2 separate regions of the Homo sapiens genome follow, and region 2 is linked to region 1. A link is an interaction called in ENCODE POLR2A ChIA-PET data of the cell type or tissue named here. Cell type or tissue: PC-9. All regions are shown on one strand. Each heading gives the region's core, and the rest is flanking DNA. Links, peaks and the distances in the headings are about the cores only. Region 1 overlaps SLC44A1 (solute carrier family 44 member 1). Region 2 overlaps ABCA1 (ATP binding cassette subfamily A member 1).

Region 1 (8,609 bases), core at 610-8,609:
CTACAGGCGCCCGCCACCACGCCCGGCTTATTTTTTTGTATTTTTTTTAGTAGAGACGGGGTTTCACCGTGTTAGCCAGGATGGTCTCGATCTCCTCATCTTGTGATCTGTCCGCCTCGGCCTCCCAAAGTGCTGGGATTACAGGCGTGAGCCACCACGCCCGGCCCAGTGGAGGCTTTTCTACTCTGCCTGATGATTGAGTTCAGTTGCAATCTTAGCATTCACGCGGCAACTCAGACTCCAGCTATGAAGCCTGGCCTGGCAGTGGATGAACTTTGTACTTCAGAAATTGGTTTAGGTACATTTATAGTTGCTATTCCGAAGCCCCCAGAACATGCTGCGAGAGACAGAAAGGAACAGCTGGGAAATTCTGGGGCACCCTTGCAGCATACTGACCTAATTTGAAACGAAGATGTTGCCCATGATTTTATCAGTCACCACCCTGGGCATGGGGAAGTGTTACAACACAGTAGACAATAACATTCTTTCCTATAAAATTTTATTTATTACATAAAAAATTCTATACATTTGTTAGACTAAAATACAGTTTTCATTATAATTCTGGCAACTGAGTCAGTACACAGAGAAAACTTAGCATTAGATCAGCACTTTTCTTTCTAGTTCGTATTTCTGCACAAGAAAAACATTTCAAAGCTCCGTTTCATATAGGCTGATTGTTCTCTGAAGCCAGATGGAATTCCATCCAATTCAGAGCTCTTGGAAGTTAATTTCCCAGCAAGATTTGATAACTCCAACTCCAGAAAGTTAATTGCTTAATATACATATTTTTAAAGTCCTCTGAGAGCATAATGCTCCATCTGCAAAGTCTGCACTGTGTCAATAATGACCGTCACAAATACTAGGGCTACAACTGTGTCTGTGGGGCATGTTCAAGCACCTACATGTTTGTTCCCCCACATGAATACAGTGTAGTGACACTGTAATAAGAAAAAAATCCAAAATAATGGTAAGGTAAATGATTCCAAACTATGAATTCATGGAAGGCTTAACTGTGATCCTCCAGTTTATAATGGACAAAGACAAGACAAGATACAAAAATTCATTTTGGCACTATGAAATAGGATGCAAATGGCAAAAAAAAAAAAAGACAAAAAGGCATCAGATTGAGAAATATGTGGCACCAAAACATACTTCTCATGCCACATTACACAGCTGCGAGAAATCAAGACACACCGATGTGTGTTTTCTGCTCATATCACCCCATATGCTGGGCTGGGCTTGACACTGGATGTGAAGACTCAGTGCCTGAGAGATCAATAGCAGGTCCCTACTGTATTGACTGATCTTTAAATTTGGCCGCCTTATTATTCTAGGAGCTCTATTCTAAACTCAAGGAGTTCAGAAAGGCTGTGCCAGCCAGTAAGTAAAGTTGGACCTTTGGTCTTCAGAAGATAGGGTTTTGTCTTTGGTTGTTTTTTGAAGCCCCTGTCATTTTGCTTGATGCCCTTCACACTTTTCTCCCTGCCTTTTTGTTAAAGTTTTTTTCTCCTGTAATAAAATCAGTTAATAACCACTGAACTAACTTCTTTAGATTAAAGCTCTATTAGAAGTGCATTCAGTGGTCCAGAATATTCTGAGAAAGTATAACAACTTCTTTCATTATGGAGCTCTCAGTATCTTTTTATAGGGAAGAAGTCAGAAAACTCCAACAACACAACACAATCTAGTAGCATTAAGGCAACACAGCAGAAGAAAAGTTAACTGTCCCCATGTGATCATCTCTGAAAATCAAAATAGGCAAAAACAATAGGGGCCAAAAACCAAGTTCTGAGCACAGACTACAGGAACCTAGAGGATGGGGGAAAATCTACTTAATAGTCCCTGTTTCAAATCACCAGCCCCCAAAGCTATCCTATTATTGTCACATTCCTGTGGGGTATCTAATACAATTTACAAAAAAAAAAAAAAAGTCACCACCGGATTATCAACATGGTAAATGAAGAAGGAGCTCACATTTTCTAGTGGCAACTAGAATGATCCATGGAACCCATTCTATCTGCCCAATTATTCCCAAGTCTTCTTTTCAATGTCTACTTTTTTTTTACTCATATGATTTAACACATGCTCCTGAAACGACAGTTCAAATTATAATCCTAGCTGACAGGATGGGTGGATCAGATTCATACACGAAGGTCAGAATATTCCCTTTAAGTCTTACACTTCTGTGACAAAAGGGCATATCACATTTAGATACTTAGACTGGACTTACGCCCTTTTCTATCCAACATGGGAATTTCCACCAGTGGTCTCTGCATTTACTACTGTGGAAGGTTCATTAAAACTCTTCTAGGCCGGGCGCGGTGGCTCATGCCTGTAATCCCAGCACTTTGGGAGGCTGAGGCGGGTGGATCACCTGAGGTCAGGAGTTCGAGATTGGCCTGGCCAACGTGGTGAAACCCCGTCTCTACTAAAAATACAAAAATTAGCTGGGTGTGGTGGCACATGCCTGTGGTCCCAGCTACTCAGGAGGCTGATGCAGGAGAATCACTTGAACCTGGGAGGTGGAGGTTGCAGTGAGCTAAGATTGAGCCACTGCACTCTAAGCTGGCGATAGAGCGAGACTCCGTCTCAAAAAAACACCAAAAACAAACAAAAAAAACCCCCAAACTTTTCTAGGAGTGTGGGGTGGGGTAGGGGGCTGACTTTTCTCCTTTCTTCACCAGCCAGTTATATTTCCACTTTCTTCAGCCTGAAAAAGTAGGAAATGGTTTGATGCCTGACTATAAGTCATGAGCCACTGGGATCAAATTTCACAAGAACTTCAAACCCCTTGATGAGTTTCTGCCTGCTTTTTCAAGGGCCCAGGGAGCCTTCCATGTAGATGCAGCACCCTTACCTAATAGTAAGGTGCAGATGTGAAGAAATCCACATGCTTCCCTAAAGAAGATAGAGTAGGTAAGGGACTGGGGGTGGAGTTCTATTGGCAGAGGAATCTGAAGCTGCTCTAGTGGGTGACTGGAAAACACTAAAACAGAACACACCTCCGTGATTTATGCAGGAAGAAAAAACATCTTTTGCATTTCTACCTTCAGCATCTGCTCCTCCAACTTTCTACCAAATTTATTTTTTGCCAACTATGGACTACCCTTGAGTTTGCTAATTTATCATCATCTTCAACTGTTGTTGGAACTGGACATGTTGACAAATATATTTTAAGACAGTAGTATACTGATAACACTAAGCCACATAATGTCATAATGTCATAGCTGAGCTACAATAAAAAGAATCAAGTGTTTTGGTAGATGGATTAATTACAAGGATTCCCTATTTATTTCTTCTTGGATATTTTTTTTTTTTTGGCTCACTGCAAATAATCTGGTACCTTGCCCCCAAATAACCGCCAGGACACACACACACACACACAAACACACACACACACACACACACATACACACCCTCATACCTCCAAGGAAAGAAAATCTTACTGTCATGAAGATTCAGTGTTGATCATCTTGTTATTCCTTCAGATTAGTGTGGTTTCTATTCCCTAACCTGCTACTAAATTACATAAAGTCTTTAAGTTATAAAAATGATTCCAGGTCAGAAGGTGGTAAGCATCATCTCAAAAGTATCTCTAGTGGAGGCCTAATCACTTCCTCATTTCAAAACACATTATCAGAACAACTTTAGAGCAGCCTTTTGACTTGGGTTCATTAGCCCCTGAGGGGGTACAGGGGTGGAAGCTGGCCGTCTGAGGGCCCTGAAATTCTATGAGCATTTTGAGTGTTCACAGACATGTGATGTGCATTTGAAGGAAAGATAGTCCATAGCTTTCTTAAGCTCAAAGAGACCCATTGTCTCTTCAAAATAACTTGTTTTTGAATATCAAATATTAAATTCAGGTCTTAGCAAATAAAAGTGAGAAATTTCTGAGACATTTGTAAATTACAATGTTTCCATGTTCAACTAGATCTTCACTAGACCATTAATAAAAGCTTTATTATTCTGAGCTCCGTGTCCTGGAGAAAATCATTTAAGTTGTAAAACTGAGCATCAAAACTGAAGAATAGCCTAATAGGTCTCGAACAATCTCACATGTTTTTCACAAATTTACTAACGAATTTCCTTAGAACACATTCTGTCCATATAATTTACAAAGTGGCAATTGTTCATGCAATATTGAAACTGAATCATCATTTGTCTTTACATGTACAAAATCAAGATGGGAAGAAAGGGCACTACAGTATTTCTATAGAAAAGAAAGGTTTTCCACAGAAATCAGTAAGTTTAAAAACTGCATTAAAGTTTTCTATAAGAAAGATATTTTCAAAGATTTAAATCTTGGATTAAAATTATCCTTTTAAAATTAAAACATGGAGTATAAGAATTTGGCTCAAATGTATGAAATCTGAATGGAAAAAGTGTGCTATTCTAAATTCATAACTGTACACGACGTGTAATTTTTGTTTTGTTTTTTAAGTTTGCTAGCTTTAGATTTTCTCTTGGCATATTCAAGGGTCTTGCTTTTTAAAAATTTGGACTATGTGCCACTAAGTTAACAAAGATGAGTTAATTCCAAGAAGCTACTGTGTATGAATAGTGCCTACTTTTCAAAAGGGCTAACATGCATTCTTAGCACACAAAGATACATGAATATGCATTTAAAGCAAAAGGCAGCCTACGCTGTGAATACAGAATACACAAATATCTGCGTTACGCTTTTACTTATGAACCCACATTTTTTCAATATACATTCACAGACCACTTCTTACCAGTTCTAGGCAAGCCATTATAGTGCACTCGTATGTGTCAGATGGAATGTATGAAAAGAATACAGAAATTAACTGTGGCAGGTGCACTGATAAGCCTCCAGACTCTGAGAGTTTTATTTGTTGTTGTTGTTTTTTTTTTAAAGTAGCAGTAGAAAAGCAGTAAAGAACTTACTTATTGAAAAGCGAAAGCTTAAAGACCTTTCTGGAGGAAACTTCTCAGAGGCCATGTTAAGGCTATTGGAAAGTCCAATTTAAATGACAAGGTTACTGACCAAAAATCAAATAAAATATTCAAGTCACCATTACTGGCAGTTCTGGTTTTGGAACTGATCCCAGAATTCTACCTTGCAGGCTAGGAGATCTCTTAAAATGGCTGTTAGTAGCTAGTAATAGTGCATGGTGGAAATAGTTGAAGCCTCAGGGGCAGTGATGTGGCCTCACACATATGTGGTGCCTGCAGTTCCTGTAGCTGTTTTGAAGAGGGAGGGAGAGGTATTAACTCTGCTCTAAAGCAGTTTGGGTCCAGAATAAAGGGGTCAGTGCCTCATACCCCCTACTAGGGTGAAATCCTAAAACTGCCCAGGGAAGGCAAGGAAGCCCTTGGCAGATACCAAGATCAGTGGTATTGGAAATAACTTACAATCAGCAGCCTAATGCCCTCACGGAAAAAAAAAAAAAAAAAAAAAAAAAAAGAGAGAGAGAGAGAGAGCATCTCTACAAAAGAAAAACATTTCTAGCATAACTTTAAAATAAACTCAGTAAGTGCCTCCTCCTTAACCATTATAGAAAAAGTTTGGGTACCAACATACAGTTAAGCTACTTAAGTTGTAGTGACTTAGGACTTAATTATCTTATAGGATAAAATAAAAACTTTAATCCTAAACATTAGCCATTGCATTAAATGCTTTAAAGGAACAACTGGCTTTGAGCTCTGCTCATCCATGCAAGGATTATACAATCTCAGTGCTCTAGCTAAATTGCTAATGTTTTATTACTAATGCACTGGTAAGCCTCTCATAGAAGATGGGTCTCTTGGATTTACACTGAAATATAACTTTTCTCTTCCATATTATGGAAGACCTTATTCTTCAGGCAGGAGCTTAGAAAGTCTAAATTATGCACCAGAGCCTTAATTATCTGATGGCAAAAACCACGATACTCTGGTCACTACTACAATTGACAATAGAGGACCCCAATTAAAACTCTAGAAATATGAGTCCTGAATACAGTTTTGAAGATTCACCACAGAAGAAGACAAAAACCACCACATAGAATCAATGATTTATGAAATTATTCGGGTATCCACATTTCACAGAGAAATTTCTGTTCTTCATCTATTCTTCTCACTTGGGCAGAAGATGGAAGCAGTGAGCGAATAGCAATAAGGCAGCCCATAGCTAGCTGAAGAATGACTTGAAATGAATGAAAAGAGGCAGCAGGAATATCCAAACATAACCTCAACACATTTAAATATTGCTTAAAATCCTCTGTGAGGCTTTATCAAATTAATCAAGGAATAAAGCTCATGAAAGAGTGATATTCCACATATTAAATATCTCTCTGTGTGTGCCTGTGTAATGCATATCTGCATATTTCTACACGGCACATGAATTTACTTAAGGAAAACAGCCTGGCAATTAATTTGCAACTCAAATGACATGGTTACACATAGATTATAATTTCTAAACACAATGTTAGTAAAACAAAATTTATTTGTAAAACAGGACCTGTTATATAAAATGGCACACAATCAAGTTATACAAAAATACAAAATTTCTTTCTGATTACAGTTCTAGTTGCAAATGATAATTAGAAAGCATTCCTGGTAGCTTCCAAATAGCTGAGATTGCGAGCATATGGAACAGGGAGCAGCAACAGTCCATGATGCAGGGATGTCCAAGTGAGTAGAACCTAATTTCCAAGTTCAGGACTTCCATCAGGTCACTTTGGAGGGACACCTCTTAAAATTGCTAGCTCCTGGAATGTCTTCTGTTTTGATACCCATCTTCTAGACTTTTGCCAATTCTAAATTTAGTTCCCAATGTTTGTGAAAGTCCAAAATCTGTGCGGCTATGAAACAGATGGTATTCTGAATTTTCTCACATGATTTGCTCTCTCATCTATTTGGACAATTGTTAGTTATATAATTATATTCATTTCAAATGAATAAAAGAGAACAGCGATACTGTTTGGTGATACTAGATATTAGATGTTAACTTCTGGAGAATTATTCTTTCAAAATAGCTACTCTCGCAATGTTGGTTTCCCAGATCTTGCTAAGACATGAGCTCTTAATTGTGTGTATGCATGTGTTTTTTAAAATCCAGACTCTTATTGCAAATATTCTGAAAAATCAGAAATATTACATGAACTTTTAAAAGAAACCAAGGCATTTAGCAAATTTTAGCCTAGCTAGAGTAAAGAACACCAATACTTAAAAAAAAATACAATTTACCTTTTGCAGCAATTTAAAGGTCCAACCCTTTGAAAGGAAGCACATTAGCAAACGGCTGCTTATTAAGCCCTAGTGACATTACTTGTATGCATTTCCATAATACCGATCTAATTCACTGTCTAGTTCTGGTAGGAGGCAATGCTTTCTTTCAAAAGATTCTCCTTCCATGGAATGATAAAATGCTGAGGCTTTTTTTTTTTTTTTTTTTTTGTACAGAGCCTGTATTTAGTGCAATAAGTTTAAAAAATTTGCTCTGAAATATTTACTTTACATTAACAAAAATAGCTTTTTTTAAAAAAATTGTAACAAAAAGGAGTTATCGCATAAACAGATCATGAATTATTCTTAGCAAATTACACTTTTTTTTCTTAAAGCATTCACCATTACAACAAGCAGAACAATGGAGTATTAGCCATTCATATCTGGTAAGCTTCAGGAATAAAAAAGCAAAAAACCCCAAACCCACCCCCAAACAAAAACAACAGTCACACTGGAGGATCAAAACATTAGCCAATTCTTCAGTTAAACATCGTAGAACTCTGGATACTCAATGAATTGCCAAGGAGAGGAGCACCTGCCAGTGTGTTTTCAGATTGTATAGCAAGCATTTGAATAAAATGGCCGTTTAACCCTAAGCCACTGACGTTACTCTGAAGCCGAAGCCCAAGCACCGGAATTTTCAATGCTTTATGTTCCATGTTTCTGTCCCTTCTTTATTCCTCCCAGCATTACTTAATCTGCAAATCAATACACAGAAACTTAAAGGCTAAACTCGCTGGGTGCCCCAGCTTCCTTTCAAATCAGGCACACAAATGTGTGGAGGATGCTACTAAAGTCAAAAAGGAAAGAAAGACAAAATATAAGGGAAAAGTTTGCATACGAAAGATTATCTACCCTTTTCTTTTTTTACCTACTTTCTTTTAAAGAAGCGTTAGGGTAAACTACAAATACCTGAGGAGTTGGTTACCTTTTAATGTTGGCTGACAAATGTATGAACTATTATGAAAATTCCCATATTGGGCCCAATTGTATGTTTCTAAAAGTAAAATGACATGGCTTCTTTGATTGGGGAAAACTGATTGGAGTAATTCCTTATTTATCTGAAAGCATATGCCTAGTCTTGACCCACTAGGACTTATGCATCAGTAAAATAAGATCTTGATTTTATACAGACATCAGGGAAATTACCCCTGAATAAACTTTAGACATAATTAGGTACAATAATTTTACCTATTTTTAAATAAAGTTAAAATCTCCTCTAAGTTATTAAAAATGTTAATCAGATATGAATTTTAACATTTCCATTAAGACAATTACAGTTGAAAACATTAAATGACGGAAGTTGCCTTGTAAAAGCCACCCGTATGAAAGGAGTACATGTTTGACAAAAATAAGCATAAAAAAGGTATTAAATCCCTGTT
Region 2 (8,610 bases), core at 611-8,610, 560 kb after region 1:
ATCTGGGGCTGGAGAGAAAGGCATGGGCATGCCTTGGAGGGACTTGTGTGTCAAGCTGAGGACCTTTACTTTAAGCTCTAGGGGACCAGGCAAGGGGAGATGTAGATACGTTACTCTGATGGGGTGGATGAATTGAAGAAGGATGAGGCAAGAATGAAGGCAGAGACCAGGGAGGAGGCTCTCCAAGTGGCCAAGGCATAAAGCAAGAAATGAGGCCTGGTGACTGCTTAGTGGCAGAGCAGTGAAAGAGAGGGAGGCATCAAAGTGAGTCTCGATTTCTAGCTGGGTGGGTGGTAGCGATGTCCAGTAGGCCAGTGGCTACTGAGGTCTGCAGTGGAGGAGGGTGGTTGGGCTGGAGACAGATGATGAGGGAGTCATCAGCCTGTGGGTGGAAGAAAAGGGAACCTCTTCCAACTGTTTTCTTTGCTTCTTCCCTCTCTTTCTCTTTTTTTTTTTTTTTGGACAGAGTCTTGCTCTGTCACCCAGGCTGAAATGCAGTGGCATGATCTTGGCTCACCACAGCCTCCGCCTCCTGGGTTCAAGCAATTCTCCTGTCTCAGCCTCCAGAGTAGCTGGGATTACAGGCACATATCACTGTGCCCGGCTAATTTTTGTATTTTCAGTGGAGATGGGATTTCACCATGTTGGTCGGGCTGGAATGAACTCCTGACCTCAAGTGATCCACCTGCCTCAGCCTCCCAAAGTGTTGGGATTACAGGCATGAGCCACCGCGCCCGGCCTTTCTTCCCTCTCTTAAAGAGTGTTTATTTAATTCCACAAACATGAGCTTGTCACCCCCTGTAGCCTGGCATCTCCTACACGAGGTGATGGCTGAGGCTTCTGCTTCTGCTGGGGTAGCTCTGATCTTTCTGCTTTCTCTGGCACTGTCTACCCATGTTGCCTCACCCCACAGGTCCCAGGGCACCTCTCTCGGGCAAGTCTTGGAACCCTCTGACACTGATTTGCTCTCTTTTCTGAGCTGCTTTTAGCCACCCATCCTCGGGACCTGTTTTCTCTCTGCCTCCACCCCTGCGGGCAGTCTTAGGTCTCCTGCCCCTCACGAGCACCCCAGAGAGGCCACGTGCTCAGTGATCTCAGTGGGCGCATCTTTCTAGTCTTGCTATTCTTTTTGGCCATGTTGTTCAGAAACCATACTGGGCAGGGCCGACTTCACCCTAAAGGCTGCGTCTCTTCACTCTGCTTTTGTTTGTTCCAAATAAAGTGGCTTCAGAATTGCTAACCCTAGCCTCTGTGAACTTGTGAGGTACAATTTTGTGTCTGTTATGTTAACAAAAATACATACATACCTTCCTGGTGATGGTATAAATTGCTATTCTCTATTGGAAAGCAATTTGGAATGAAAATTTAAAGAACCATTTTAAAATATGCTATCCTGCGTACCTCCATTCCACCCACCCCCAGGGATGTAGCCTACTGAAATAATTTTAAAGAAGTCACCATATGAGAGAAAATGTTATTGCTATATTGTTATTGTGAGAAATTGGAAATAGACTAAATGTTCAGCACTATAGGAATAATTAATGAAATTACATATACTCTATACAATCATTATGCTGCCATTGAAATAATAAATACAAAGGCGCAAGGGGGGAAAAGCTTATAATGTTAGTGAAACTAAGACTGATTTTTTTATAAAGCAGCAGTTTTCAGACCCTTGGAGACTCCAATTCGGTAGAACCAGAGCTTCATCTTCTCTGTCGAAGCTGTGACAGGAGTTGCAAATGCCTCTCCTTTTTGCTGAGTTTGCAGCTGCTGTTTTTCCGGCAGCACATCTGTGCAGGCCTCTGCCTCGGCCCCTCTGGATCTGCTGATTGAGCAGCGGATTGATCTGTCCTTCTCTTTCGTGTTGACCCATGTGAGGAACCAACTGGCAAGGGAACAAGAAATGGAAATAGGCCTCCTTTGCATCATGACCTGTACATCCTGCAATTGGAAAAGATTGTACTTTAGTTGGTTTAACCAGCAGCATTATTTTTCTAAACTAAGCAGTAAGAAGGAATTAGGTTTTATGTGGGATCAACAGACTGGGTCTCAAAAGAGGAAGGTGATAGAACACAGTGGGGAGGGGGAGGTGCACTAGAAACAGAGGGCCTATGCTTTCATTCTGGCTTTGCTACTTAATAGCTGTGTGACCCAATCTTAGAGACTTAACCTCTCTGAACTTCCATTTTCTCATGTATAAAATGGGAAATATTAAAGGATACTCACTGGGCTGGTGGCTTGTGCCTGTAATCCCAGCACTTGGGGAGGTTGAGGTGGGAGGATCACTTGAGCCCAGGTGTTCAAGACCAGCCCAGGCAACATGGCAAGACTCTGTCTCTATGAAAAAATTAAAAATTAGCCAGGTGTGGTGGTGTGCACCTGTAGTCTTAGCTACTTGGTAGGCTGAGATGGGAGGATCACTTGGGCTTGGGAGGTCAAGGCTGCGGTGAGCTGTGATTCCATCACTGCACTCCAGCCCGGGCGGCAGAGCGAGACACTGAATCCAAACGACAACAACAACAAAAGGCAAAAAAATAAAAGTGCCCTCTTTATGGAGTTGTGTAAGGTGAAGCATATACACTATTCAACATAGTAACTATATAAAGGAAGTATTGTTGTTGTTACTGTAGTTAATACCATTAAGTGAGATGTTTCGTATAGTGGAAAGCACATGGACTCTGAATTCAGACTGGTCTGACTTTGAGTCTCAGCTCCACATCTAGTAATACTATGACCAAGCCCTGGTTAAAATCATGTTTTTTTTTCTTCAGCCTCAGTCTTCTCACATATAAAATAGGGACACTGTCATTTACCTCAGTTTTCTGTGAGGATAAAACAACGACAGTGTATATGCAAGTATTTTGTAAATTTTGTAGTGCTCCTCAAGATTTAGTTGGTGTTTACTACTTGTACTTTCTCACTGGAATGGCAGATGCTGTTGGACAGCAGGGACAATGACCACTTTTGGGAACAGCAGTTGGATGGCTTAGATTGGACAGCCCAAGACATCGTGGCGTTTTTGGCCAAGCACCCAGAGGATGTCCAGTCCAGTAATGGTTCTGTGTACACCTGGAGAGAAGCTTTCAACGAGACTAACCAGGCAATCCGGACCATATCTCGCTTCATGGAGGTGAATCTGTTGCTGGGATCATTTAGAAAAGACTTAACGGCTTCTTTCTCTGAGACGTTACAATAAGGTTCAGGCAGGAGGCAAGTTTAGAAATAATGTATAGTCTCATTTACAAAACTATCCCTCAAGCCTAACACAGGATTTGATAACAAAAGGCACTTAATAAATGTTAGTTGAGTGGTTGAATGAGTAAATAAACTCTAGCTTTAGTAAATTAACTCTAGCTTATTCTATATAGGCTCAAGAGAATATTTCTACCCATTTTCTTCTAGGTTTTCCTATCTCAGTGACTAATGGTAGCAAAGCATTCCCTTAAAAAGGCATTATTTGTGAAACTTATCTAAAATCGAATTCGGGTCCAATTAAATTTTTGAAATTTTATATTAAAAATTATATTAGTAGGGATGGGTAAGAGGTGTTTTGGTCTGGTTGGTTGGTTAGTTGCTATGACTCAGAATTGCTAAGAAAACAGAAAAGTAAGATAAGATCATTGTTTTAACCTCTTTTCCTCCACAAAATCAATAAATAACATATCCCTAAATTACTCTTAGAATTTCTCTTAAATTGCAGTGAAAAACCAAAATCCTTCATTCTTGGTTGAAGGTTGGAAAACTACGTTAGAGAGGATTAGAGAGAGAGGATGAGCAATCGTGTAGTCAGCCCTTGCCTCCTAGTGTAGGATTTGTCTCAGCCACTGCTTGTTGTCCTGGCTGCCAACGTTCTCATGAAGGCTGTTCTTCTATCAGTGTGTCAACCTGAACAAGCTAGAACCCATAGCAACAGAAGTCTGGCTCATCAACAAGTCCATGGAGCTGCTGGATGAGAGGAAGTTCTGGGCTGGTATTGTGTTCACTGGAATTACTCCAGGCAGCATTGAGCTGCCCCATCATGTCAAGTACAAGATCCGAATGGACATTGACAATGTGGAGAGGACAAATAAAATCAAGGATGGGTAAGTGGAATCCCATCACACCAGCCTGGTCTTGGGGAGGTCCAGAGCACCTATTATATTAGGACAAGAGGTACTTTATTTTAACTAAAAATTTGGTAGAAATTTCAACAACAACAAAAAAACTCAACTTGGTGTCATGATTTTGGTGAAATTGGTACATGACTTGCTGGAAGGTTTTTCATAGGTCATAAAATAACAGTATCTTTTGATTTAGCATTTCTACTCAAGGGAATTAATTCCAGGAATTTTGGTGGCAGGCACCTGTAATCCCAGCTACTCGGGAGGCTGAGGCAGGAGAATTGCTTGAACCCAGGAGGCAGAGGTTGCAGTGAGCTAAGATCGCATCATTGCACTCCCGCCTGGGCAATAAGAGTGAAACTCCATCTCAAAAAAAAAAAAAGATACAAAAATAGAAAAAGGGGCTTGGTAAGGGTAGTAGGGTTTTGGGCAATTTTTTTTTTTTTTTTTTTTTATTGTATGGTTCTAAAGGAATGGTTGATTACCTGTGGTTTGGTTTTAGGTACTGGGACCCTGGTCCTCGAGCTGACCCCTTTGAGGACATGCGGTACGTCTGGGGGGGCTTCGCCTACTTGCAGGATGTGGTGGAGCAGGCAATCATCAGGGTGCTGACGGGCACCGAGAAGAAAACTGGTGTCTATATGCAACAGATGCCCTATCCCTGTTACGTTGATGACATGTAAGTTACCTGCAAGCCACTGTTTTTAACCAGTTTATACTGTGCCAGATGGGGGTGTATATATGTGTGTGCATGTGCATGCATGTGTGAATGATCTGGAAATAAGATGCCAGATGTAAGTTGTCAACAGTTGCAGCCACATGACAGACATAGATATATGTGCACACACTAGTAAACCTCTTTCCTTCTCATCCATGGTTGCCACTTTTATCTTTTTATTTTTATTTTTTTTTTTGAGATGGAGTCTCGCTCTGACGCCCAGGCTGGAGTGCAGTGGCTCGATCTCGGCTCACTGCAACCTTTGCCTCCCGGGTTCAAGCTATTCTCCTGCCTCAGCCTCCACAGTAGCTGGGACTACAGGCTCATGCTGCCACGCCCGGCTGACTTTTTGTATTTTAGTAGAGACGAGGTTTCACCATGTTACCCAGGCTAGACTTCAACTCCTGAGCTCAGGCAATCCACCCTCCTTGGCCTCCCAAAGTGCTGGGATTACAGGTGTGAGCCACTGCACCCAGCCCACCACTTTAATTTTTTACACTCTACCCTTTTGGTCAAAATTTGCTCAATCTGCAAGCTTAAAATGTGTCATGACAAACACATGCAAGCACATACTCACACATAGATGCAGAAACAGCGTCTAAACTTATAAAAGCACAGTTTATGTAAATGTGTGCACTTCTTCTCCCTAGGTGGTAAACCACATTTCAAAACAACCCAAATAAAACTGAACAAAGCTTCTTCCTCTTAGACTTTTTAGAAAATCTTTCAGTGCTGAGTCACTAAGCTGCCAAGTTCTCATTGTGGGAACTATGCCTTTGGATGTAATGATTTCTTCTAAGACAATGGGCGGAGGTGTAGTTATTGCAGACATCTGAAATATGTAATGTTTCTTCCAGATTCTGGAAATTCTCTTATTCTCTGTGGTTGGTGGTGGTGGTGGGATGTGTGTGTGTGTGTGTGTGTGTGTGTGTGTGTGTGTGTAGGGATCAGGATGCGGGAGGAGCTGGGTTCTGCTTGTATTGGTTCTCTGTTTTGCATTGAATAGTGTGTTTCCTTGTATGGCTATCTATAGCTTTTCAAGGTCACCAGAAATTATCCTGTTTTTCACCTTCTAAACAATTAGCTGGAATTTTTCAAAGGAAGACTTTTACAAAGACCCCTAAGCTAAGGTTTACTCTAGAAAGGATGTCTTAAGACAGGGCACAGGAGTTCAGAGGCATTAAGAGCTGGTGCCTGTTGTCATGTAGTGAGTATGTGCCTACATGGTAAAGCTTTGACGTGAACCTCAAGTTCAGGGTCCAAAATCTGTGTGCCTTTTTACTTTGCACATCTGCATTTTCTATTCTAGCTTGGAATCTGAAACATTGACAAGAGCTGCCTGAAATGTATGTCTGTGGTGTGATTAGAGTTACGATAAGCAAGTCAATAGTGAGATGACCTTGGAGATGTTGAACTTTTGTGAGAGAATGAGTTGTTTTTTTGTTTTGGTTTTTAGTACTTTAACATAATCTACCTTTAGTTTAAGTATCGCTCACAGTTACCTAGTTACTGAAGCAAGCCCCCAAAGAAATTTGGTTTGGCAACACTTTGTTAGCCTCGTTTTTCTCTCTACATTGCATTGCTCGTGAAGCATTGGATCATACGTACATTTCAGAGTCTAGAGGGCCTGTCCTTCTGTGGCCCAGATGTGGTGCTCCCTCTAGCATGCAGGCTCAGAGGCCTTGGCCCATCACCCTGGCTCACGTGTGTCTTTCTTTCTCCCCTTGTCCTTCCTTGGGGCCTCCAGCTTTCTGCGGGTGATGAGCCGGTCAATGCCCCTCTTCATGACGCTGGCCTGGATTTACTCAGTGGCTGTGATCATCAAGGGCATCGTGTATGAGAAGGAGGCACGGCTGAAAGAGACCATGCGGATCATGGGCCTGGACAACAGCATCCTCTGGTTTAGCTGGTTCATTAGTAGCCTCATTCCTCTTCTTGTGAGCGCTGGCCTGCTAGTGGTCATCCTGAAGGTAAGGCAGCCTCACTCGCTCTTCCCTGCCAGGAAACTCCGAAATAGCTCAACACGGGCTAAGGGAGGAGAAGAAGAAAAAAAATCCAAGCCTCTGGTAGAGAAGGGGTCATACCTGTCATTTCCTGCAATTTCATCCATTTATAGTTGGGGAAAGTGAGGCCCAGAGAGGGGCAGTGACTTGCCCAAGGTCAACCCAGCCGGGTAGCAGCTAAGTAGGATGAGAGTGCAGGGTTCATGCTTTCCAGATAACCACATGCTCAACTGTGCCATGCTGTCTCATTGGTAGTGGTTCATGGCAGCATCTGAAAGCTATTTATTTTCTTAGATATATTGGGTGGCGATTCTTCCTAAGTTTCTAAGAACAATAATCAGAAGGATATATATTGTTGCAGGTTAGACTGTCTGGAAGCAGAGGCTGAAATAGAGTTTGATGTATGGGTATTTATGAGGGCTCAATACCTATGGAAGAGATATGGAAGATGCAGGATTGGGCAGAGGGAGGAGTTGAACTGTGATATAGGGCCAACCCCGTGGGGCACTCTAGAGAATATGCAGCTTGTTGGAGTTGTTCTTCATCGAGCTGAAACATCCAGCCCTTTGTGCTCCCCCAAGGCCTCCCTCCTGACACCACCTACCTCAGCCCTCTCAATCAATCACTGGATGTGGGCTGCCCTGGGAAGGTCGTGCCCCAGGGCCTACATGGCTCTCTGCTGCTGTGACAAACCCAGAGTTGCTGATGCCTGAGGCCGTCTACTGACAGCTGGGCAACAAGGCTTCCCTGAATGGGGACTCTGGGCAGTGCAGTTTTGTGTCTGAACCATACATTAATATATTTATATCCGAATTTTCTTTCTCTGCAAGCATTTCATATAAAGACACATCAGGTAAAAATAAATGTTTTTGAAGCAAAAGGAGTACAAAGAGATAAGAACTAACTAATTTAATACTAGTTACCATCTGTTACAAATAGTTCCTACTGATTGCCAAGGACTGTTTAAACACATCACATGGGCTTCTTCTTCTATCCTCACTAACCCTTTTAACAGACAAGGAAATGAGGCTCAGGAAGGTCAAGGACTTTATTGAGGTTCCACAGTAGGATACAGTTCTTGCTAAAAGCAACCCCTCCCTCATGCTCTGTTATCTAACTGCAAGGGGAAGGTCAGTGGCAGAGGTAGTGGTCCCATGGTTGGTGCATAAGAGCTGCTCTGAGACAACTGCATGCTGGTGGGTCCTGCAGACATGTACCCATCAGCCGGAGATAGGCTCAAAATATCCACAAGAGTTTGGATGATTGTGGGAATGCAGAATCCATGGTGATCAAGAGGGAAAGTCAAGTTGCCTGGCCATTTTCCTTGGCTTTTAGACAGAAAAGTTACGTGGGATATTATCTCCCACAGCTCTTCTGTGGTGCCACCAGTCATAGTCCTTATATAAGGAGAAACCAGTTGAAATTACCTATTGAAGAAACAAAGAGCAAACTCGCCCACTGAAATGCGTAGAAAGCCCTGGACTCTGTTGTATTCATAACTCTGCCATTATTTTTCTGCGTAGTTTTGGGTAAGTCACTTATCTTCTTTAGGATGGTAATGATCAGTTGCCTCATCAGAAAGATGAACAGCATTACGCCTCTGCATTGTCTCTAACATGAGTAGGAATAAACCCTGTCTTTTTTCTGTAGATCATACAAGTGAGTGCTTGGGATTGTTGAGGCAGCACATTTGATGTGTCTCTTCCTTCCCAGTTAGGAAACCTGCTGCCCTACAGTGATCCCAGCGTGGTGTTTGTCTTCCTGTCCGTGTTTGCTGTGGTGACAA

What was found. Peaks named below come from ENCODE experiments on the same cell type or tissue, not always from the same donor. Only the 100,000 strongest peaks of a DNase experiment are listed, where the experiment ranks them.
Region 2: POLR2A ChIA-PET joins it to region 1 with 15 read pairs; 2 of 35 experiments call an interaction of 5 or more read pairs at or near these places.

What each region holds. Positions count from the first base shown.
Region 1 is chr9:105,389,220-105,397,828 of GRCh38, reverse strand. It overlaps SLC44A1 (solute carrier family 44 member 1), which reads right to left. Exons shown (of 16, transcript NM_080546.5): 16 at 483-8,609. Among named protein-coding and RNA genes, the nearest start is that of FSD1L, 55 kb to the left of the region's middle. In PC-9, for the core only: no CTCF peak of the experiment used is centred there; no DNase peak of the experiment used is centred there.
Region 2 is chr9:104,827,097-104,835,706 of GRCh38, reverse strand. It overlaps ABCA1 (ATP binding cassette subfamily A member 1), which reads left to right. Exons shown (of 50, transcript NM_005502.4): 12 at 2,936-3,133; 13 at 3,880-4,085; 14 at 4,606-4,782; 15 at 6,569-6,791; 16 at 8,538-8,610. Among named protein-coding and RNA genes, the nearest start is that of NIPSNAP3B, 67 kb to the right of the region's middle. In PC-9, for the core only: no CTCF peak of the experiment used is centred there; a DNase peak (open chromatin) is centred at 5,566; H3K27ac peaks cover 1,409 bases.